Regions from separate parts of the Homo sapiens genome. Here all the other regions are linked to region 3. The links are chromatin loops, found by intact Hi-C in ENCODE. Cell type or tissue: ascending aorta. All regions are shown on one strand. Region 1 overlaps CHRM5 (cholinergic receptor muscarinic 5). Region 2 overlaps AQR (aquarius intron-binding spliceosomal factor). Region 3 holds the start of ACTC1 (actin alpha cardiac muscle 1).

Evidence for each region. A loop is a pair of places that touch in the nucleus more often than their neighbours do. Peaks named below come from ENCODE experiments on the same cell type or tissue, not always from the same donor. Only the 100,000 strongest peaks of a DNase experiment are listed, where the experiment ranks them.
Region 1: a loop joins it to region 3, with 3 times the contacts of the local background. A loop is called at or near these places in 1 of 110 quality-filtered maps.
Region 2: a loop joins it to region 3, with 2.6 times the contacts of the local background. A loop is called at or near these places in 1 of 110 quality-filtered maps.

Annotation. Positions count from the first base shown.
Region 1 is chr15:34,050,885-34,058,884 of GRCh38, reverse strand. The region is part of intron 2 of CHRM5 (cholinergic receptor muscarinic 5); the gene reads right to left. It also overlaps a transcript of AVEN not described here. Among named protein-coding and RNA genes, the nearest start is that of AVEN, 16 kb to the right of the region's middle. In ascending aorta, no CTCF peak of the experiment used is centred here; no DNase peak of the experiment used is centred here; H3K4me3 peaks cover 591 bases; H3K27ac peaks cover 3,565 bases.
Region 2 is chr15:34,868,410-34,876,409 of GRCh38, reverse strand. AQR (aquarius intron-binding spliceosomal factor) reads left to right here. Exons shown (of 35, transcript NM_014691.3): 28 at 404-475; 29 at 1,546-1,733; 30 at 2,411-2,582; 31 at 5,488-5,658. Among named protein-coding and RNA genes, the nearest start is that of ACTC1, 77 kb to the right of the region's middle. RefSeq lists an enhancer at 1,059-2,258. In ascending aorta, no CTCF peak of the experiment used is centred here; no DNase peak of the experiment used is centred here; H3K27ac peaks cover 1,990 bases.
Region 3 is chr15:34,790,879-34,798,878 of GRCh38, reverse strand. It overlaps ACTC1 (actin alpha cardiac muscle 1), which reads left to right and starts at 3,330. Exons shown (of 7, transcript NM_005159.5): 1 at 3,330-3,373; 2 at 4,049-4,199; 3 at 5,310-5,634; 4 at 6,310-6,471; 5 at 6,598-6,789; 6 at 7,584-7,765. The coding sequence starts at 4,071. All of the region lies in intron 2 of GJD2-DT (GJD2 divergent transcript), which reads right to left. RefSeq lists an enhancer at 1,712-2,183. In ascending aorta, a CTCF peak has its summit at 3,474; DNase peaks (open chromatin) are centred at 2,949, 3,308 and 4,757; H3K4me3 peaks cover 4,280 bases; H3K27ac peaks cover 6,162 bases.

The DNA of each region.
Region 1 (8,000 bases), 740 kb after region 3:
TGGACTATGGGAACTAACATACCTACATTTCTATGACTTTGTATATTATATTGTGTCAAAAAACAAAATTAAAACAATTGTAAAGATCTCAGTTGGCTTTATTTGTGATTCTAGAATCAGGCAATTCTTCATTTTGTGAAATAAATGTTCTGATGAGCTGACCAGAAGAATTTGGCTTTATAGGCAGAGAAGGCCTGAAGAAAGCAGAAGCAAAGAACAAGGGTGTATTAGTTACTTCCAGACAGAACAACAGAAAATAACTGGTTAGTTAACATCAGGTTACTTCAGGCTGTGTGTGTGTGTGTGTGTGTGTGTGTGTGTGTGTGTGTTAGAATTAAAGCAGAGAGAACTTCCTTATTATGCTGATTGAAGATTTATAGTGGCCTGTTTGGGAAATTGGCTCTCTCTCTCTCCTGATTTCTCAGGTCAAATAACAACTTAGTTTAGGTTTGTTGACTTGGAACTTTAGTATGGGTGGCTCCATTTTGATTTTTATTCTGGTTTGTTGGAGCCTAGTTCAAGAGCTTAGTCCAAAACAATGACCTCCTGTAATTTTTTATTTATCAATAGTGTGATGGTTAATTTTATGTGTCCACTTGGTTAGGCTACAGTACCCAGTTGTTTTGTCAAACACCAGTCTAGATATTGCTGCGAAGGTATTTTCAGATATGATTAATACTGAAATCAGTAGAATTTAAGTAAAGAAGATTACCCACCATAATGTGGGTAGGCCTCATTCGATCATTTGAAGGGGTTAAGGGAAGACTGAGGTGCCGAATGAAAAGAGCAAGGAATTCTGTCACCAAACTGCCTTAGAACTCAAGACAGCAACATTGATTCCTGCTGGATTTTCCAGCTTGCCTGCAGATTTCAGATTTGCTAGCCCCTACAATCATGTGACCCAGTCCTTTAAAATAAAAATAAATCTCTCTCTCTCTGATAAATGGAATAAGCTCTTTGCTAAAAGGGAAAAGAAAATAATTTACAGTGGTAACATCACCTCACAATCATATCACAATTTGGCATTGGTCAGCTTCAGATTAAAAACCTAGTTCCATTACTTGCTGTATGACATTAATTAATTTATTAGAAACAAGGTCTTGCTCTATCACTCAGGCTGGAGAACAGTGTCACCATCATAGCTCACTGAAGCTGGAACCCATGGCCTCAAGCGATCCTCCTGCCTCAGCCTCCCACGTAGCTGGGACTACAGGTGTGGGCTACAACATATGGCTCCAACTTACTGTATGACTTTGGACACATTACTTAACCTGAGTCTCAGATTTTAAACTTTGAGGTGGGGATAAAAACAGTCCTTACCTCATAGGATTGTTTTAAGTATTAAATGAGATAACCCATGTTGTATTCAGCCAGTGCCTGACACAAGGGAATGTTCACTACAAAGTAGCAATCCAGCAACAAGAGCATCAAAATGACTATTCTGGCTGGGCACAGTGGCTCATGCCTGTAATCCCAGCACTTTGGGAAGCCGAGGTGGGTGGATCATGCGGTAAAGAGATCAAGACCATCCTGGCTAACATGGTGAAACCCCGTCTCTACTAAAAATACAAAAAAAAAAAATTAGCTGGGCGTGGTGGCATGTGCCTATATTCTCAGCTACTCAGGATGCTGAGGCAGGAGAATCGCTTGAACCTGGGAAGCCGAGGTTGCTGCAGTGAGCCAAGATCATGCGACTGCACTCCAGCCTGGTGACACAGCAAGACTCCACCTAAAAAAAAAAACCAAAAAAAACCAAAACTCTTCTCCTGGTAGGAATGAGCCTGAGGCATGGTTATTAAGGGACAGGGTAAAATAATAAGGCAATATTTTCACGACCACAAACTGGCTCTTTTAGATGCTTTGTGGTGCTAACACTGGATTGCAGTGGTGTGATCATAGTTCACTGCAACCTCAACCTCTTGGGCTCAAGGGATCCCCCCACCTTAACCTCCTGAGTGGCTGGGACTACAGGCATGTGCCACAATCCCTAGCTAATTTTTTTCTGGTTTCATTTTGCTTTGAGATAGGGTCTCGCTATGTTGCTCAGGCTGGCCTTGAACTCCTGGCCTCGAACTCCTGGCCTCAAGTGATCTGCCTGCCTCAACCTTCCAAAGTGCTGGGATTACATCACACCTGGCCCTTCCTCTTTAGTTTTTTTGGTGGGCGCTCTACCTCTAGGAACATAACAAACTGCTCCCAATCATTCAAGCAGAACAACCTTGAGGAGAGCCGAGGCTAACACAGTCTTCCTCAGAGTCTGCTCATAGACTAGGACTACTTCAAATGCATGATTGAAAAGGTTTCATGATCTGATAAATTGAGAAAATACCATGTAGTATGTAGAGCTCTCAAAGATTCAGAAGACACATTAGCCTAGTGAAAGCTGGGAGGTTCTGCAGTAGAGAACATTACTTAATTTGGCTTAACACAGAGGTAGCTTAGCTTATCTAGCCTTTCTCAGAGGAATGTCTGTTAATATCCTGTGGAATCCATGAATCACATTTGGGAAATGCATTTTAGTAAAAAACAATGAACTAGGAGTATGGAGTAGGAGTTCTAATTTCGGCTAAAATCTTGTGATTTGAGACAAGCCATGTATTCTCTCTGGGCCCCAGTTTCTCCATATATGGAATTAAGAGACTGGAATTAATGGTTTATCCTTTAAAATGCTTTCAGGCTCTTCTTATAGGCTCACAGTAGAAAACACTGGAAACTATTAATTTTAGCCCTCAACTTTCTTCTATTCTTAACTAGGGAAACGGCAGTTACTTAGCTGCTTTGGAAGTTAGTGTAGTGAAAACAGCCCTCAGCATATTTTGAGTTCCTGGCTTTCTCATCTGTTAAACACGTATAACAATACCTGCTTAGGCTGGGTGTGGTGGCTCACACATGTAATCCCAGCACTTTGGGAGGCTGAGGTAGGCAGATCACCTGAGGTCACCAGGATTTTGTAATCAGTGTGTCTCAAAATTTAATATGCATATGAATTACCTGGATAATCTTGTTAAATTGTAGAAGGGTGGGACTTGCATTTCCACATTTTATTTATTTGTTTATTTTTATTTATTTATTTATTTATTTTTTGTGACAGAGTCTTGCTCCGTCGCCCAGGCTGGAGTGCAGTGGTGTGATCTCGGCTCACTGCAAGCTCCACCTCCCGGGTTCACACCATTCTCCTGCCTCAGCCTCCTGAGTAGCTGGGGCTACAGGCACCCGCCACCATGCCTGGCTAATTTTTTGTATTTTTAGTAGAGACAGGGTTTCACCATGTTAGCCAGGATGGTCTTGATCTCCTGACCTCATGATCCGCCCACCTCAGCCTCCCAAAGTGCTGGGATTACAGGCATGAGCCACTGTGCCCAGCCTATATTTATTTTTTTGAGAGAGTGTTTCACTCTGTTGCCCAGGCTGGAATGCAGTGGCGTGATCACAGCTCACTGTAACCTCTTCCTCCCGGATCCAGGAGATTCTCCTGCCTCAGCCTCCTGAGTAGCTGGGACTACAGGTGCACACCACCACACACAGATAATTATAATTTTTTGTATTTTTAGTAGAGATGGGGTTTAATCATGTTGGCCAGGCTGGTCTCAAACTCCTGGCCTCAAGAGATCCACCCACCTCGGCCTCCCAAATGCTGGGATTACAGGTGCGAGCTACCGGGCCTGGCCTTGTTTATTTACTTTTTTTTTTTTGAGACGGAGTTTCACTCTTTCTGCCCAGGCTGGAGTGCAATGGTGTGATCTCGGCTCACCGCAATCGCCGCCTCCCGGGTTCAAGTGATTCTCCTGCCTCAGCCTCCTGAGTAGCTGGGATTACAGGCATGTGCCACCATGCCCAGCTAATTTTGTATTTTTAGTAGAGATGGGGTTTCTCCATGTTGGTCAGGCTGGTCTCGAACTCCTGACTTCAGGTGATCTGCCTGCCTTGGCCTCCCAAAGTGCTGGGATTACAGGTGTGAGCCACCGCACCCAGCTTATTTACTTTTAAGATGTTTTAAAATTGTTTTCAAGCAACCATTTGTTCCTTTTTTTCCCAACATTTATCTTAAGTTCAGGGATACATGTGCAGGAGGTGCAGGTTTGTTACATAGGTAAACGTGTGCCAGGGTGGTTTGCTGCACACATCATCCCATTACCTAGGTATTAAGCCCAACATCTATTACCTATTCTTCTTGATGTTCTCCCTCCTCCTACCCTCACCCCCACAGGCTCCAGTGTGTGTTGTTTCCCTGGATGTGCCCTTGTGTTCTCTCATCATTCAGCTCTTACTTATAAGTGAGAACATGCGGTGTTTAGTTTTCGTTTTCTGTTCCTGTGTTAGTCTGCTCAGGGTAATAGCTTCCAACTCCATCTATGTCCCTGCAAAGGACATAATCTTGTTCCTTTTTATGGCTGCATAGTATTCCATGGTGTATCTGTACCACATTTTTTATCCAGTCTATTGTTGATGGGCATTTAGATTGATTCTATGTCTTTGCTATTGTGGATAGTGCTGCAGTGAACATACACATGCATGTATCTTTATGATAGAATGATTTATAGTCCCTTGGGTATATACTCAGTAATGAGATTACTAGGTCAAATGGTATGTCTGCCTCTAGGACTTTGAGGAATTGCCACACAGTATTCCACAATGGTTGAACTAATTTACACTCCCACCAGCAGTGTAGAAGTGTTCCTTTTTCTCCACAGCCTTGCCAGCATCTGTTGTTTTCTCGAGTTTTAATAATAGTCATTCTCACTGGCATGAGATGGGATCTCATTGTGTTTTTGATTTGCATTTCTCTAATGATCAGTGATGTTGAGTTTTTTTTTCACGTTTTTTGGCCGCATGTATGTCTTCTTTTGAGAAGTGTTTGTTCATACAGGTTCTTTGCCCACTTTTTGATGGGGTTGTTTTTTTCTCATAAATTTGTTTATGTTCCTTGTAGATTCTGGATATTAGCCCTTTGTCAGATGGATAGATTGCAAAATTTTTCTCCCATTCTGTAAGTTGTCTATTCACTCTGATGATAGTTTCTTTTGCTGTGCAGAGGCTCTTTAGTTTAATTAGATCCTATTTGTCAATTTTTGCTTTGTTGCAATTGCTTTTAATGCTTTCATCATGAAATCTTTGCCTTTGCCTATGTCCTGAACGGTATTGCCTAGCTTTTCTTCTAGAGTTTTTATAGTTTTGGGTTTTACATTTAAATCTTTAATTCATCTTGAGTTAATTTTTGTATAAGGTATAAGGAAGGAGTCCAGTTTCAATTTTCTGCATATAGCTAGCCAGTTCTCTCAGCACCATTTATGAAATAGGGAATCCTTTCCCCACTGCTTGTTTTTGTTAGGTTTGTCAAAGATCAGATGTTTGTAGATGTGTAGTTTTATTTCTGAATTCTCTATTCTGTTCCATTGGCCTACGTGTCTATTTTTGTACCATTACCATGCTGTTTTGATTACTGTAGCCTTGTAGTACAGTTTGGAAGTAGGTAGCACGACACCTCCAGCTTTGTTCTTTTTCCTTCGGATTATCTTGGCTATATGGGTTCTTTTCAGTTCCATATATATATATATATATATATATTTTTTTTTTTTTTTTTTTTTGAGATGGAGTCTCACTCTGTCACCCAGGCTGGAGTGCAGTGGCATGATCTTGGCTCACTGCAACCTCTGCCTCCTGGGTTCAAGCAATTCTCCTGCCTCAGCCTCCTGAGTAGCTGGGACTGTAGGCACCCACCACCATGTCTGGATAATTTTTGTAATTTTAGTAGAGATGGGGTTTCACCATATTGGCTAGGCTCGTCTCAAATTCCTGATCTCAAGTGATCTGCCTGCCTTGGCCTCCCAAAGTGCTGGGATTACAGGTTTGAGCCACTGCACCTGGCCTGGTTCCATATGAATTTTTAAGTAGTTTTTTTCTAATTTTGTGAAGAATATCAATGGTAGTTTCATGAGATTAGCATTGAATCTATAAACTACTTTGGGCAGTATGACTATTTTCATGATATTCATTCTTCCTATCCATGAGCATGGGATGTTTTTCCATTTGTTTGTGTCCTCTCTGATTTCATTGAGCATTGGTTTGCAGTTCTCCTTGAAGAGGTCCTTCACTTCCCTTGTTAGCTGTATTCCTAGGTATTTTATTCTCTTTGTAGCAATTGTGAATGGGAATTCATTCACGATTTGGCTCTGTGCTTTCCTGTTGTTGATGTATAGGAATGCTAGCAATTTTTGCACATTGATTTTGCATCCTGAGACTGCTGAAATTGCTTATCAGCTTAAGAAGCTTTTAGGCTGAAATGATGGAGCTTTCTGGACATAGAATTATATTATCTGCAAACAAAGATAATTTGACATCCTGTCTTCCTATTTGAATATGCTTCATTTCTTTCTCTTGCCTGATTGCCCTGGCCAGAACTTTGAATACTATGTTGAATAGGAGTGGTAAGACAGAGTACCCTTGTCTTGTGCTGGTTTTCATGGGGAATGCTTCCAGCTTTTGTCCATTTGGTATGACATTGGCTGTGAGTCTGTCACAGGTGGCTTTTATTATTTTGTGGTATGTTTTTTAAATACCTAGCTTATTCAGAGTTTTTAATATGAAGGGATTTAAATTTTTTCAAAGCCTTTTCTGCATCTATGGAGATAATCATGTGGTTTTTTTTCTTTAGTTCTGTTTATGTGATGAAGTGCATTTATTGATTTGCATATGTTGAACCAACCTTGCATCCCAGGGATGAAGCCAACTTGATTGTGGTGGATAAACTTTTTGATGTGCTGCTGGATTTCATTTGCCAGTATTTCATTGAGGATTTTTGCATCAGTGTTCATCAAAGATGTTGGCCTGAAGTTTTCTTTTTTTTGTTGTATCTCTGCCAGGCTTTGGTATCAGGATGATGCTGGCTTCATAGAATGAGTCAGGGAGGAGTCCCTCCTTTTCAATTTTTTCAGATAGTTTCAGTAGGAGTGGTACCAGCTCTTTGTACCTGTGGTAGAATTCTGCTGTAAATCTGTCTGGTCCTGGGTTTTTTTTTTCTTTTTTTGGTTGGTAGGCTATTTATTAGTGCCTCAATTTCAGAACTCATTATTGGTCTATTAAGGGATTCAGTTTCTTCTTGGTTCAGTCTTGGGAGGGTGTATGTGTTCAGGATTTATCCATTTCTTCTAGATTTTCTAGTTTACGTGCATAGAAGTGTTTATAGTATTCTCTGATGATTGTTTGGATTTCTGTGGGGTCAATGGTGATTTCTCCCTTATCATTTATGATTGTGTTTATTTGATTCTTCTCTCTTTTCTTCTTTATTAGTCTAATTAGTGGTTTATCTATTTTACCTATTTTCAAAAAACCAGCTCCTAGATTTGTTGATTTTTGAAAGTGTTTTTCTTGTCTCTATCTCCTTCAGTTCAACTCTGATCTTAGTTATTTCTTGTCATCTTCTAGCTTTGGAATTTGTTTGCTCTTGATTCTCTAGTTCTTTTTGTTGTGATGTTAGGTTTTTAACTTGAGATCTTTCTAGCTTTTTGATATAAGCATTTAGTGCTATAAATTTCCCTCTTAACACTGCTTTAGCTGCATCCCAGAAATTTTGGTACTTTGTCCTTTGTTTCAGTTTCAAAGAACTTCTTGATTTCTGTCTTAATTTCATTATTTGCCCAGGAGTCATTCAGGAGTAGGTTGTTCAGTTTCCATGTAGTTGTGTGGTTGTGAGTGAATTTCTTAATCTTGAGTTCTAATTTGATTGCGCTGTGGTCTGACAGACTATTATTATTTCAGTTCTTTTGTATTTGCTGAGGAGTGTTTTACTTCTGATTATGTAATCAGTTTTAGAGTAAGTTCTGTGGGTGATGAGAAGAATGTTTATTCTGTTGTTTTGGGGTGGAGAGTTCTATAAATATCTATCAGGTCCACTTGATTCAGAACTGAGTTCAGGTCCTGAATATCATTGTTAATTTTCTCTCTCAGTGATCTGTCTAATATAGTCGGTGGGGTGTTAAAGTCTCCCACTATTATTGTTTGGG
Region 2 (8,000 bases), 78 kb before region 3:
AAATTATCCCAAAATGCTACCAGAGTAAGAGTACCAAAGGGAAAGACTTCATATATAATTATAAATTGATGCTTTCTGATGTAGAAATAAAGAACTAAATTGAAAAGAACCAAACTGGCATTGCAATTCAAGAAATGATATACAAGATCTTTTCAATGTAAAGTTGTATATTTAGGCGGCTTTCCTGAAGTCAAATACTTGAATTGGAAATGCAGAGGCATAATGATAAGTAAGACCATGAAGTTTCTGTTTGAATAATGTGTATGTTGTTATTTTTATCTGTCTGAATAATTTGTATGTCGTTTTTATCAGAAATTATTTGGGGTTTTTTTGATGATTATGTTTATGATGGTAGTTGTTTGACTTTTAAGCTGTCTTTATGACAAGATTTCCTCTTTCTTAGTATGACAACATTTTGATGGAAGAGGCTGCTCAGATTCTGGAGATAGAAACTTTTATCCCTCTTCTTCTACAGGTAAGAAATATAAGATCTGAGGCAAAGAAAATAGAGTTCTAAGAATGCTGAGGACAGCATCAGAAAGTTGTACAGTTTGGGTGTGCTGATTGCCATAGTTATGTATTTTCCTTAACTTCATTATGTTTGGTATTCTATTTTAAGCCTGTAAACTTTCTTGAATCTATTCACTGGCTATTTAGTAGTTGTTTTGCTTCGAGAAGTACTATTTAAAATTTCATAGTCTATTTCTGTAGTTTTGAAAAGATTTAGTAATTTTAATCAAGAAAATTACATTGTTGTGCAGTTTGGTGGGAAGATGAGCTGTTTCTTCATTTCTTTTGTTATAATTGTTTGTAGAATTATTTTTTTCATTTTCACTGAGTGCATTGCTTTTCTTTATGCCTAAGTTTTTGAGCTAAATTGTGCTATTTAAGAATTTTTTTACTGTAAAATATTCTTTACTATTGAAGCATTAAAAACAAAATGTGGAATTCCCAACTTAAGGATAGAGACCACTCTAATATGCAGATAAATTGAGTTCCAGAAGTTGTTTTTATAAGTGAAGCTACTTGGAACTTGGAATGTATTCTATCAGGATATGTTTCAAGGAACTAGGAGACATATAGAGTAGGAAATTGAAGTAGTAGTGTAGATAATTAAAGAAGGTAGTTTTTACTGCTTTGGTGGGTTCAGAATTGGTCCTCAGCTAATTGTGAAACATGTTTATTTCGCATCTTTCCATTTCTCTTCTTGGGCTTCTGTTTCTTTCTGTGTGCTCGTTACCTAATGCCTGACCTAATCCTTCCAGCCTTCTTTGGATTACCCTGCCTATTAAAGTAGGGTAATTCCATGCTTGCCTTCTAAATACCTCCATTCTCCCTCACCCACTGTCACCCAGGAGCAATAACGTCCATAATTGGTTCACAAATTGTTCTGTAAATTTGCTAGACTCCTGTTTGTGGAGCTGGTAAAGTTTGGTAATTTGTAAGATAAGGAAGCTGTTTGATGAAGACTGAGTCTCTCGGGTAATAAATTGGAGACAAGAGGATAATAGAGTATTTTGCCATTTCCTTACTTTTCATTTCTAGAATCCTCAGGATGGATTTAGCCGACTAAAACGATGGATTATGATTGGCGATCATCACCAGTTACCTCCAGTTATTAAGAACATGGCCTTTCAAAAGTACTCAAACATGGAGCAGTCTCTCTTCACTCGCTTTGTTCGCGTTGGAGTTCCGACTGTTGACCTTGATGCTCAAGGGAGAGCCAGAGCAAGGTAAAAGAGACAGGAAAAAAAATCATTCCCATTTAAGGACATTTGTTCCATGATCCAAGTATTTGTGAATAGCTTTTGTGTAGACTATTAGCATTCTTGGCTATCCAGGAACTTGGCTATCCATAAATCCAAAAGCACTTTTGTCGACTTCTGCAAGAGATGTGAATGGACCAAATAATTTATTTCCTTCATTTCATTCATTAATATTAATTTAAGTAACTTATAATCTAAAGGCTTCTTTTCATTGTCCCTTCTCCTTTCTTCATGTCCCCAAAAGATATACAGTTAATATAATTTTAAAATCTAAAAATAAAGTGAACAAGAGGAGAACACACCAATTCTTACTTCATAAAGGATGCAGGCCCCATCTCATAGTTACCCCCAAATGTCCTCAATTTTTAGTCTTCCTTGATTTTTTAATTTAAGGGATAAAGATAGCATTGACCTCAGAGAGCGTAATAGAACTCTCATTTTTGTAGTACCTTCAGTCTTCTGACCCTTGGTTACTTGAAGTAGGGAAGCTAAGGTTGAAAGAGCATTATTGCTTAAAAGATGAGCCAAAATGGCTAACATGAAAATTTAAAAGAAGCACAGAAACAGAAACCTCCTTATGTATATTAAAAGAGATTTTACACTGCTAATATTTTCTGTTTGTGGGGGAATTTGTCTTTGGAAAGCTTGTGCAACCTCTACAACTGGCGATACAAGAATCTAGGAAACTTACCCCATGTGCAGCTCTTGCCAGAGTTTAGTACAGCAAATGCTGGCTTACTGTATGACTTCCAGCTCATTAATGTTGAAGATTTTCAAGGAGTGGGAGAATCTGAACCTAATCCTTACTTCTATCAGGTAAGAAAAAATAGGAAGCTTATAAGTTTATTTTGCATTTGCTGGCTGACATATGCCTAAATCAGTGATACTTAACCATTTGGCCGTTGAGAAAAGGAAAGTTGGAACCCCACCTTACACATAGCATATGAAAAATCGATTTCAGATTGATTAAAAATACATGCACTAAAGAAACTAAACAAACTAGAAACTACTAGAAGAAAATATTAATGAATATACAGTGTTGGAGTGAGAAAGGTCTTCCTAAGCTTGTTACAAAAGCAGAAATCATAAAGAAAAATAGCGATTGGAGAAAAGATTTATTTTCAGTATTTAAAATTTATTTCAATATTTAACAAACAAGTTGAATTCTGAATATATTTATAGAACTCATAAATTGTTTTAAAAAATCAAGACTAACAGGAAAATATGAATATGCAATTCATATTTTATAACAAGTATAAATCACTGAATTACATTTTCACTTCTATAACAATGCTCAGTGTTGGGATAGGTTTGGGGAAACTTTATTCTCATACAATGCTAGTAGGAAAATAATTTGGTGGACAAATTGTCAGCATGTATGAAAAGCAATGTTCTCACATCTAGGAATTTATCCTAAAAAAATAATTGGGCAAGTTTGGAAAGACTTGTATGCTTCATGTTCATCACTGCAAATTATTCTGGAAATGAGAAACAACCCAAATATCTGTCAGTAGGGATTAATTGCATTATTACATATTCCATATAAAAGAAATACTAGATAGCCACTAAGAATGATAACATTGTATTTACTAACAGGAAGAATGTTTATGCTATATTAAGTGGAAAAAAGTTGCAAAGTATATCTACAGTATCTCATTTTAAAAAGGAGCTGCAATACATACATATAGAAATACATACAGATAATCTATACAAAATGACCTGGCAGCATATACATCAAAATATAGTCTTTGGTTGGTAGCATTTGGGGTTATTTTAATTTTTTTCTTTTTTTCTCTCTCTCTTTACAGCAAAATATCCAATATAGGTTGTTATACAAATTAGAGATCTTGAGTTATTCATGAAAAAGCATCATTTATCATCAGCTTAAATGTGTATGCATAGATGTAACTCATGCAGATCTTATTGTCCCTCCAAATATTTGGTTATATTAAATCAAGTTACTCTATTTGTGTACTTAATGCCTGAGAACAGATGTGACCTTTAAATGATAACTTTAAAAATATTAGAACCTAGTTCAAATCAGTGATGTTTCCTAATAGCCACCTTAGAAATTAATTATTCTATCAGTAATCAACTGATGTTTTCATTACATATTGGTTTTTTGGAATTTCTTCTTTGAGTCAGTTTCATTGCCTGAGTCATACTGTAGTATTGATTGAAACATTTTTATCCAGATTGGTTACCTGTTTTTCTTATTCATTAAGCCTAACTCTAGATGAGTTTTTAGCGATTCAAGAAATAAATATATTTTCAGATGATGATTTGCCACTATTAAATATATTTCTGGAGAGTTGAAAACACTGTCCCCCAAAATAAGAATACTATGCATTTAAGTGATAACATTTGAAGAATTAGTGTCGAGAGGGAAAGACTAGGTGGATAAATGAATAAAAGTCACTAATTTGAAGGGGACTTGACTCATTTGGAGCGAGTTCTAAAATGTTTGGTCACAATACAGTTCATGTTGTTTTATTGTTAATGCTTCATGTCTAACCTTTGGGCAAAGTACCAAATTGGGCAGTGTTAAAGAACTAGAAAACTTAAATGAACTTGTAACTCAAGCTGTGCGTCACAAAGAACCAGAATATAAATGATATTTTTAGAAGTCTTCCAGTAATCTTTCGGTTGCCTTTGCATGAAATCCAGCTTCCTTTTTTTTTTTTTTTAAATATTGTGTTTATATTCTTATTTTACTTTCTTCTTTCATCTAGTACTTTGGATTTAGTCTCTACTGAACTGGACCAAAGAGCTTTGTGTGTGGTTCCTCACCTTTAAGTTGAATAAGCCTTAGTTTTAAGCTCCTTTCTAGTCTGTAATTTAACAGTAAACCAGACTGACCAATTTGCGGTCACATCCTCATCCCACCTAAAGTGATCTAGTAGAAGTGACAACCATTACGCAGAGAACAGAAACAAAGCATACAAAAAACATTAAGAAACATGAGGAAGGAGGAAAAGCACTGTGCAAAAATTGAGTCAATTATAATACTGCTAGGTGTATTTGCTATTAAACTGGGTATTGTATTGGCTTCTTAGTTACTTTGTTCCTTTATAGTTTTGTGTCTGTGTAACTACAGTTGTGGCACATTGTATAGAATTTTTTTTTTTTTTTTTTTTGGAGATGAGATCTCACTTTGTCACCAGGCTGGAGTGCAGAGGCACGATTGAAGCTCGCCACAACCTCTGCCTCCCAAGCTTAAGCGATCCCCCCACCTCAGTCTCCAGAGTAGCTGAGACTATAGGCATGCACCACCATGCCCAGCTAATTTTTGTATTTTTAGTAGAGACAGGGTTTCACCATGTTGTCCAGGCTGGTCTCAAACTCCTGGACTCAAGTGATCTGTCTGCCTTGGCCTCCCCAAGTGCTGGGATTACAGATGTGAGCTACCATGCCTGGCCAGAATAGTATTAATCTATATTGTGATTGTTATGGTCTTAGGAATATTAAGCCTTTAAGTTGGTAAGTTTTATTTTAGGATTGTTCCATGTATTGCAAATTAAAAGTTTGTATTTATCACTGTTAATGTAGCATAAAATTATCCCTCAGTTTTATGAAAGGTACTCACTTATCCAAGTTACTAAGTCTTCACTTCTTGCAGTGTGCAAAGTGAACAAGTTTTGCTTATCTAGATGAGATATTTTCTCTATAAAATTGAAACAAAAGCAAATGAATGCACAGTCTGATTATGTTTGCATTACAGAATCTTGGAGAGGCAGAATATGTAGTAGCACTTTTTATGTACATGTGTTTACTTGGTTACCCTGCTGACAAAATCAGTATTCTAACAACATATAATGGCCAAAAGCATCTTATTCGCGACATCATCAATAGACGATGTGGAAACAATCCATTGATTGGAAGACCAAACAAGGTACTTTTATAATTATAATATGTTCTCTTATTCATCATTTTGGCAAGATGGAAAGGTTTATATTGTTCTGCTTTGCCTCTTTGCTATCTCTTTTTAAGATATTTGAGAAAATGAAATAATGGGAACTATAAATAACTCTCTGACAGTCTTGCTGGTTTGATGTGACTTTCTATCTCAGCTACCACATAAAAGATATTTATTGATGGTAAAAGAAATGTTTCTGAAACTTTTTGTTCATAAAATGATATATAACAAAATTACATTATAATATGTGTACTGTTACAAGGAGTATGTTTTGCTTTGCAGGGGTATAATTTAGACTGCTTTTTATTGTGTATAGGGGGAGGTTGTCTTGGGAATAAGGGAAGATTGTAAAATGTATTCAGACCTTGGGATTTTAAAAATATATATATTTTTTATGTAATCAAAAATGCATAATATCAAATAAAATGATGATTCTTTCATTAATGAAGGGTAGAATACATTAGAAAAAACATAAAGATAATACTAATGATAAAATTAGGACTTTGGCTATGAACATGGCTATGTAAAAGCTCACCTTTTTTGGAAATTATGCAAATGTAACAGGAAAATGAGAAAAAGAGGGGACAAACTATTTTTATAGACTATCTGTGCAGTAGCAGAAGAAAAGAGGGCCTTTTGTTATGAAAACCGTCCAGCCTTCAGAAAACAGCCTTGCTCACCCCATCTTCATGTCTCCCACATAGCTAATCTAAGAAACTTACTTATTCAGTGATGAATAGTATAAAGGGAACTAGCACAAGCTCAATTTATAGGAAAAAATGAAGAACAGCAAAACATAGATAGGATACATGCTCCAGAAACCATGTTGGCCTGGAAAAGATGAAATTTTCAAATATACATTTTGCTGTAAATTGGGAAATACTTAATGAAGTAACCATATCTTTGAGGAAAAGCTACAAAGCAGAGAAATGTAAGAACTCAGAAAGAGATGAAATGTAAGCTGGAAGAAAATAAAATCAGAGGAATGAAAACAAAATCAAAAGGAATACAGGGAAGAATAGACACTGCACAGAATACTTCATAAGGAATAGAGTGAAACTGAGAAACTAATAATTTTGCAAGTTTAGAAATAGAAGGACCTCAATATTTGAGTCCTTTTACAGAAAATCTTACTCAAATAATAAGGAAAGTTACTTTCTCTCATAACAAGATGGAAATAGGGTGGTTCCAAGGTTGGGTTACAGGGTAGCTCAACGATGTTATTCTGCCCTGCTAATGTCAGCATGTGAGCCCAGTTCTCCACATGGTCAGAGTGGCAACAGAATTCCCAGGTATAATATCCACACATAACAACAAAGGACGTATATCCAGAATATATGAACTCCTATAAAAGTTATTACTAAATAAGGCAGACCAATACAAAATGGGCAAATGACTTGAACAGACACTTCACATAAGGAAGACCTACAGGTAGCCAATACGTCATGAAAAAGTGCTTACCATCATTAGTTGTCAAGGAAATAGAAATTAAAGCTACAATGATATACCACTACCTACCCAAAAGAATGGGTAAAATGATGAAGATTGACATTATGACAAATGTTGGCAAGGATGTACAACAACTGAAACTCTAGAACTGGGGTTCTAGAGTTTACACATTGCTGGGGAATGTGTAAAGTGGGATAACAATTTTGGAAAAGTTTGACAGTTTCTTATAAAGTATGCACTTACTGTACAGCTCAGCAATTTCACTCCTGCATATTTATTCAAGAGCAATGAAAACATGTCCACAAAAATATTTGTACATGAATATTTATTGCAGCTTTATGCAAGATAGCTTCAAACTAGAAACAGGCCAACTTTTCATGAAAAGGTGAGTGGACAAAACTGTGGTATATTTGTTCAGTGAAAGAATACTCAAAAAGGTATGAATTTCTCATGTACACATACATGAATATATCTCAGAAACATGCTGATTGAAAGAAACAGGACACAAAAGAATATATCCTTTTGATGCTATTTTTATGTAATTCTAGAACTGGCAAAAAATAATCTGTAGTGACAGAAAGTAAATCAGTGGTTGCCTGGGGCTGGGGGATGCAGATTTGACCAAAATGGGGCCTGAGATGATGGACATTTTTATTGTGGTGGTGGTCACATGGGAAAATGTATTGTCAAAATTCATCAAATTGTACACTTGAACACATTTTATTGTGTATAAACTATACCTCCATGTAGTTGACTTAAAAAGTGTTTTGTAAACTTCCTAAAGATAGAGAGACTATAAATTACAGTATCTGCAGGGTAAGCAATAAACTTTTTGTCAAATTGATGAAAAGATAAATGTCTGAGTTGCC
Region 3 (8,000 bases):
ACTTTTGAACTCTGTATTCCTAAATGGTTAAGATAGTAAATTTGATATATGCATATTTTACCATAATTAAAAAAAAATCTAGAATGTACCAAAGAGGAGATGTCATTTTTTTCTTCTTTGTTTTGTAATTTTTTTTGAGATGTCATTTTTATATGCTTAAAAAGCCAATCTCAATTTTCAAATTAAGTGGATCTGTAAAAAGTAGTTTAAATAAAACTCAGTCATGAAATCTTACTTTCCTGTTGGTTTACATTTTAAAATATATAAAATAGGGTTCAAAGTTTTTAAAATGTGGAAATCAAGGCCAGGCTTGGTGGCTCATGCCTGTAATCCCAGCACTTTGGGAAGCTGAGGCTGGCAGATCAGTTGAGCCCAGGAGCTTGAGACCAGCTTAGGCAACATAGTGAAACCCCGTCTCTTCAAAAAATACAAAAATTAGCGGGGTGTGTTGGCATGTGCCTGCAGTCCCAGCTGTTTGGGAGGCTGAGATGGGAGGATCAGCTAAGGTGGGAGAATCGGCTAAGGTGGGAGGATCACCTGAGCCTGGGAGGTTGAGGCTGCAGTGAGCCCTGATTATACCACCGCACCTGATTATACCTGGGTAACAGAGGGAGACCCTGTCTGAAGCAAACAAACAAATACATAAAAATAAAATAAATAAAATGTGGAAATTGAGTGGTAATACAAATAGTAAATATCAAACAATCATAAATTTTTAAGAAATAAGCATTCGTTCTTGCTACACACATAACACATATGAAAATACACTGTTTTGAGTGTTAGGCAATGAAATTGAGCGGAATAGGAAACACATTTTTCAAACATTTTAAGGGTGAATATTGTTTCACAAAACTGCTGTTGTGTCCTGCACTGTTCTACTGGCCTCCCACTAGAGCCAATGGTCCTGAGATGAGGGGGCTGGAAGTGGCCTCCTAGATCCCCGAAGCCTGTGCGAAGGACAAAGGTCAATAATCATGGTTTTCCATTCCTGAGAGTCTTTGCACCTATAGCAGTCATAGTGGGAGTCTCTCACCAGCCACTCCCATGCAGAAACTCTTTCTCTCACACAAATGTTCATAAACTTCAGTTCTGCTCTACTTTTAAAAACGAACAACACATCCTGGGGAAGGCTTTCTCGGCAACTCTTTCAGACCTCCATTCCCTTTTTGTGACTATCCTGCTGATACCTCTTCTTCCCTCCCAGTTTGTGCCATAGCTGTCTGACTTTTCTGTAATTGCCACGGAGGATGAGTCCTGCTCTGTTTTATTTATCACTGAATCCTTAACTAGCACAGTTCTTGTCCTGCAAAGATTTGCTGAATCAATGAAGAATGAAATCAACCTGATTCTTTAAAAGGCAGAGCTACTACTGCCTCCAAAAGTATCATTATTACACATACAATTTGCTTTGTATCTTCCATATTACTTACAGCATTTGTTTCTAACTATTACAATACACAATAACTTCTGCAACAAGTGTTATGGTATCACTTTTGAGAGGGAAAACTTGGGGCTTGGGAAGGTTAAGTGTCTTGCTCAAGACCAAACAGATAGTTAGTAAGTGATAAAGGCAGCATTTGAGCCCAGTTCTGTCTGGCTCTGACACCAGTCCCATTTCTCCTTTTCCTTGGTTTTTCTATATTTTCACGAGACAAGGCAGTTCTACTCTTGGCATCCTGTCAATAAACATTTTCACTGTAAAATGCCTGCTGTGCTGCACAGAGTAATCTCAGCCAGGTCTCTTACCCGACCCCACCACACAGCTGCCCATCGCGTTTCTTCTCCAGACCAACCCAAACATGGTTGGGGAGTTCAGAGGGGAGGGCCCAGCATTCCCCAGTCGGGACAAGTATCTAATCAGCAGGCCTCCTCAGCATATCAGCCCAAGACCACTCTAGAGAGAGATGCCAGTGCCCAGTTTTCTATTTTTAACTGGTGTGAACTGGAGGAAAAACACAAGCATTAAAAATCAAAGCTCCAGTCAAGAACTGAGAATGCAGGGCACCCCAGGGCAAACTAGTGATCTGTGTCCTTCTTACATCTCCCTCTTCCTTCTCCCTCTCCTCATTTCATGTCATTTTTCTTTTTCCTTCTCAAAAGTTCAAGATCCTGCAAAATCTGTTTTCCACAGAGGAGATGATATCTGTCATTTATGCCAATGCTTCTCACACTTTAATGTACATACCAAGCAAATGAGGATCTTGCTGAAAAGCGGATTGGGATGGCTCTTGAGATTGCATTTCTAGCTCATTTCCAGGTTATGACAATACTGCTTGTCCATGGGCTGCACTTTGAGTAGCAAGGATTGGTGTAGTCCTATAGTTTAAGTTGTTGCTATGTTCTCCATCAAAGTATTTGCCTTTGCAGTCTTGTCTCCACCTGGAGTGAGGGCCTCTGCCCCCAGTTTAAAGATGCTCATCTCCCCACCATCAAGTGGGCAAGCTACTTTTGGCATTTGTTCCTTTATTCACTTTGGCAGCAGGGGATCCTTTTCTGGCCTGAAGACCAGAGTCTGAATTTGAGCAAAACCCTGCAGCATGGATGAGGGCTACCCAATAACTGGGCTGGGGTAAACCTGGTCCCTTCTCCAGCAAGACTTGGCCAAGCTCTCACAGAAACCCTTTTCTGACTCTTCCCTGGCCAGACCCTGATCCATGCATGGGTTGGAACTCGGGTGGCCTTGGTTAATCTCAGCTTTCTGACCTAGATGAGCCCAGCACCAGCTCTCTGAGTAAAGCCATTCAGGCTGGCGGGGACTAGACCAGAAGGGTGCCCTGTCCTGGGTGCCCCTTTTGCAGCCACTCAGATGTGCTGCTGCGGTGTCCTTTGTGCTGGTGGCAGCCCTGGAAGATGAGAAGCCGCTGTTGCTCCCCTGCTGCCCTGGCCCAGCTGTCAGGACCCCTCAGCAGAGGGCAGGGCGCCAAGCCTTCCCACTGCATGTGGCTTATTGTCCCCAAGGCTGGCAGGGCTGCGGAGGACCGAATCCACAGACCATCCAGGGAGCACCCACACCCCAGAAAGGGGGAGGGGTGGGCTGGCGTCACTTAGTCTTCCCCTGCCCCCTACCCTTCAGCGCCTGCCCCTCCCCAGCTCCCTATTTGGCCATCCCCCTGACTGCCCCCTCCCCTTCCTTACATGGTCTGGGGGCTCCCTGGCTGATCCTCTCCCCTGCCCTTGGCTCCATGAATGGCCTCGGCAGTCCTAGCGGGTGCGAAGGGGACCAAATAAGGCAAGGTGGCAGACCGGGCCCCCCACCCCTGCCCCCGGCTGCTCCAACTGACCCTGTCCATCAGCGTTCTATAAAGCGGCCCTCCTGGAGCCAGCCACCCAGAGCCCGCTGCCGCCGGAGCCGAGCCGACCCGCCCCGCCGACGGTGAGTCAGCGCCCGGCCCTCCGCGTTCACTCCTCGCCTGGTCCGCGGGCCGCGCCGGACGCCAGCCCCGCGCCGCCACCTGGCCAGCCCGGCCCGCATTCAGCCAAGGCCCCAGCTCCTGCCGCTCTGCGACTGCCTTTTTTTTTTTTTTTTTAAAGCCCACACTTTTTGATTTGGTTCTAACTTGTTTTGTCCTGGGCGTTGGTCCTCGCAGGACCTCGCAGGGGCTCTAAGAAGGGGAATTTTGTGGCTCCCCAAGGGGCTTTTGGGTCCCTACTCTCGTGCGCTTTCCCCTCCATCTGGGGCACAGGCATGGCGATATGGACAGGGCTGGAGATCGAGTTCCCAGTTCGTGAAAAGGAAGAAAGTTAAAGGGCTGGGGAGGACTAAGGGGCTGGGTTTCTTGGGTCCCTCCTTGCACCTGGCACCCTAGCTGGAACTCCTGGCCAGGGAGCCTGGGTGGATTCCTCTGCCCTTCTCTGTCCCCAGTCTCCTCCGCGGCTTCTTCCCTCCCTTTTATGATTCGAGGGGAAGGGAGGTGGCAGGAGTGTTCCCCGCCCAACCCCCTGTCCAGTCCCCACAACCCCCTTCTGCTCTGTCCTGTCCTCTGGGTGCGGAGAAGGCCAGCTGCACAGGCAGCTAAGCGTGGTCCGCCCTCCCCTCCTCAACCTGCAGAACCCCCTGAAGCTGTGCCAAGATGTGTGACGACGAGGAGACCACCGCCCTGGTGTGCGACAACGGCTCTGGGCTGGTGAAGGCCGGCTTTGCGGGCGATGACGCGCCCCGCGCTGTCTTCCCGTCCATCGTGGGCCGCCCGCGGCACCAGGTAAACTTCCCGCCGAGCCCCCCGTCCCACTCGGGACCCCTTCAGTCCAGCGATCTAGGAAATGGCTCTCACCTGACCCTCTTGTTCGATGAACTCTTTAGGCCAAATTAAGAGAAGGCTGATTGACTTCAAATCCAAGCCAAGGCAAGCAATACTCCACAAAACCCCAACATACTGAGGAATGTACACCTGAGTGGCACGCCTCTAAAAGGGTCCCACTCCCTGGTGTGAAAGCCACCTGCTTCTCTCCACTAATGGCCTTTTGGACTTTTAGTCTTTAGTGTCTTCTCTGCCTTATACACTTCATTTTCTTCCTTGTCCTCTCTTTTCAGTCCTGTTTAAAACTTCTAACAATATCACCTCTCCCAACCAACCAGGACCAAATCCACATTCCTCTCTCATGTTCACAGCCAGTTTACAGGGTTCCCCAAAGGTGTAATCAATCTATCTCCTTCCTGGCTGTTGCATTTTTAGAAGCCAGGCGTGACAGAGGCAGCAAGTGCCATGGTGATAGTGACATACCACCTCGTTTGTTAAAAGACATGCCATGCTCTCTGGGTTTGTCACATGCCTGGCCAGACAGGCTGCCAAGCAGGAGAGCTTAGTCCTCAGAGCTGGTGAATGACTCCAGAACAGCTCTGGACAGGCTGAATTTCACTGTTGGAGTGAGGATGGCATATCAGCCCATCATTATGTGTTCACTTGAATGTCAAAATCTTTTTCTTAGGAGAAATACAATGTGTCATTAATTCAGTCATTCCAAAATGCAGTCATCTATATTCCAGTTGACATGGGTGATGAGCTTAATAACTTAATGAAGGCATATGATATTTTTAAGGTGAGGTGAGGCTCTGCTTCTTCAGTGGAATAGCTTCATTCTCTCCTGAGTTATATTCTCAACAATAGAATTATACATCTTTGGGGGAGTGGGGAGAAGGTAGAAGATTGATTTTTAAATAATTCTTCTAAATTGGGGTAAAATCGTATTGCTTGTTATTTCTGGTATTTAAATATGTTCCTTGACTTGGGCAGTTAGATATAAATGGACAAGACACTGATTATATTCCTGACATGGTGAGAGCATGATTTTCTCATTTTTTCTTCTCATAGGGAGTTATGGTGGGTATGGGTCAGAAGGACTCCTACGTAGGTGATGAAGCCCAGAGCAAGAGAGGCATCCTGACCCTGAAGTATCCCATCGAGCATGGTATCATCACCAACTGGGACGACATGGAGAAGATCTGGCACCACACCTTCTACAATGAGCTCCGTGTGGCTCCCGAGGAGCACCCCACCCTGCTCACAGAGGCCCCGCTGAACCCCAAGGCCAACCGGGAGAAGATGACTCAGATCATGTTTGAGACCTTCAATGTCCCTGCCATGTACGTGGCCATCCAGGCAGTGCTATCCCTGTATGCTTCTGGCCGTACCACAGGTATGCTGGGCTCTGGGGACAGTTACTGATGAATCACATTCCCAAGTCACCGACCTTGCTGTGAATCAGATCCCCCAGTTGAAAAAGGGATAATCCCTTTCCTCCCATTCCCTAGCAAGGTCTGTGCTAAGAGAAAGAGTTAACAGTAGTGCCCTGAGGTTAGTTTCGGAGCACAATTATTGTTGGAGCTGATAGCTTGTGGAGATAGGTCCTTCCCTCATTTAAAGCTCAGCGCAGTGTAGCAGCTTGGAGTGCAGCAGTCATTGTTATGTGTTTAAACCATCACATCACCTGGGCAAGCATCCCCAAGGAGAATACATTCCATACAGGGTCTGAGTCAAAAGAGAGAGAAACGTGTAAGTTCAATAGGAGCAAAGAAAAACACCCTTGGGTGCTTACATAATGTGCTCGTGGCTGACAAGAAAGATGGTCATTTGAAAGTGTCCTCGGGAATTTTTTCTACTATAATAGTTAAAAAGATGAGCTGCAGTTTGCTTCAGATTTAGTATTCCTGATGCGCATTTTTATTCTTTGTGTGTAAGGAATCTAATTTTATCTGGATCAATGCCCATTGCTAGCATCTCTTAGCCAAGATTGGAAGCGGGCTTTGCCGTGGCTAGAGCAGTGGTGTTGTCCTCAGGAATTTACCTTGTTCTTGTCTACTTCCCCGGGCAGGCATTGTTCTGGACTCTGGGGATGGTGTAACTCACAATGTCCCCATCTATGAGGGCTACGCTTTGCCCCATGCCATCATGCGTCTGGATCTGGCTGGTCGGGACCTCACTGACTACCTCATGAAGATCCTCACTGAGCGTGGCTACTCCTTTGTCACCACTGGTGAGTGTGTGTGTCTCATCTGCCACAGTGTGGGTCTGCTTTCCTCCTCTCTCACTGAATCCGCCTACCTCCCTATAATTGACTTCTTGCTTCAGAGCATGACTGTGATACTCTTTATTTCTGTAGCTGAACGTGAAATTGTCCGTGACATTAAAGAGAAGCTGTGCTATGTCGCCCTGGATTTTGAGAATGAGATGGCCACAGCTGCCTCTTCCTCCTCCCTGGAGAAGAGCTATGAACTGCCTGATGGCCAAGTCATCACTATTGGCAATGAGCGCTTCCGCTGTCCTGAGACACTCTTCCAGCCCTCCTTCATTGGTGAGTTGTAGGGTCTGGTGCAGAGGCACGATTTTCCCTGGAAATCTTAGGGTCTCCCAGAGTAAAATCTAGAAGGCTCAAGAAGCCCTTGAGTTAAAAGAAGTCATAGTTTGGATTCCCACACAGCTCAACCTCAAGTCCTGATGGCTCATTAAAGGGGAAGTCTATGTTCTGCTCTAGTGATATAATAAAGGATGACACACTGAGTTCATCTCAAAATAAAGGATGACACAGAGTAGTAACTGAATAGCACGTATCTGCAGGAAAAGGGCTAGTTCACAAGAGCTGACTTATTCCCGTAAGTTTCACTACCAAGTAGCTGGACTTTCCAAGTTCCTCATCATTAAATGCAATAACATTCCTACTCATATTAATAACTGGGCACTTATATGTCAACAAATATCCTTCCTAAGCAATGCTTTCCATAAGGAACTTTGTCAGGATCTGATTTAAGTCCATAAACAAAAATTACATTCATTTTAGTTTAAACGTGTATCTTTTCCTTTTCCAATACATCTTCATACATCTGAGAGTTTCAGGAGGTGTTTACTTGAAACAGGTGCTAAGCACAGTTGCTCCTTTCTTGGCATTGTATTGTGGATTAACTGTGAGGCACCCATTCCACCCTGCAGTGTGTCTTATAGGGGAACATATGTTTCAGAGACAAATGGTGACAGCTCCCCCACACAAAGAAGTTCTGTTCTCTTCCCTCTACCTTGACCTGAATGCACTGTGATGTGTGTGTGTGTGTGTGTGTGTGTGTGTGTGTGTGTGTGTGTGTGACTCGTTCCCAGGTATGGAATCTGCTGGCATCCATGAAACAACTTACAATAGCATCATGAAGTGTGACATTGATATCCGCAAGGACCTGTATGCCAACAATGTCTTATCTGGAGGCACCACTATGTACCCTGGTATTGCTGATCGTATGCAGAAGGAAATCACTGCTCTGGCTCCTAGCACCATGAAGATTAAGGTAAAGAACTTTTGTGAGTGGGAGATCCGAGGCAAGTCTTGGTATTCTAAGCAGAACTACGTTCCAAATTCCTTTTCCCTCATACTCAGTTTCTTGTCTCCTACAAACTTTACCTGTTAGCTTTTCTACCACTTTTTCTGATTTTCTTAGCACTTTTCCCAAGATAGGTAACTTCCAAAATGCTTTTAAGCAGTGAATAAAAATAAATCTTTGACAAAAAAAAGACACACACACA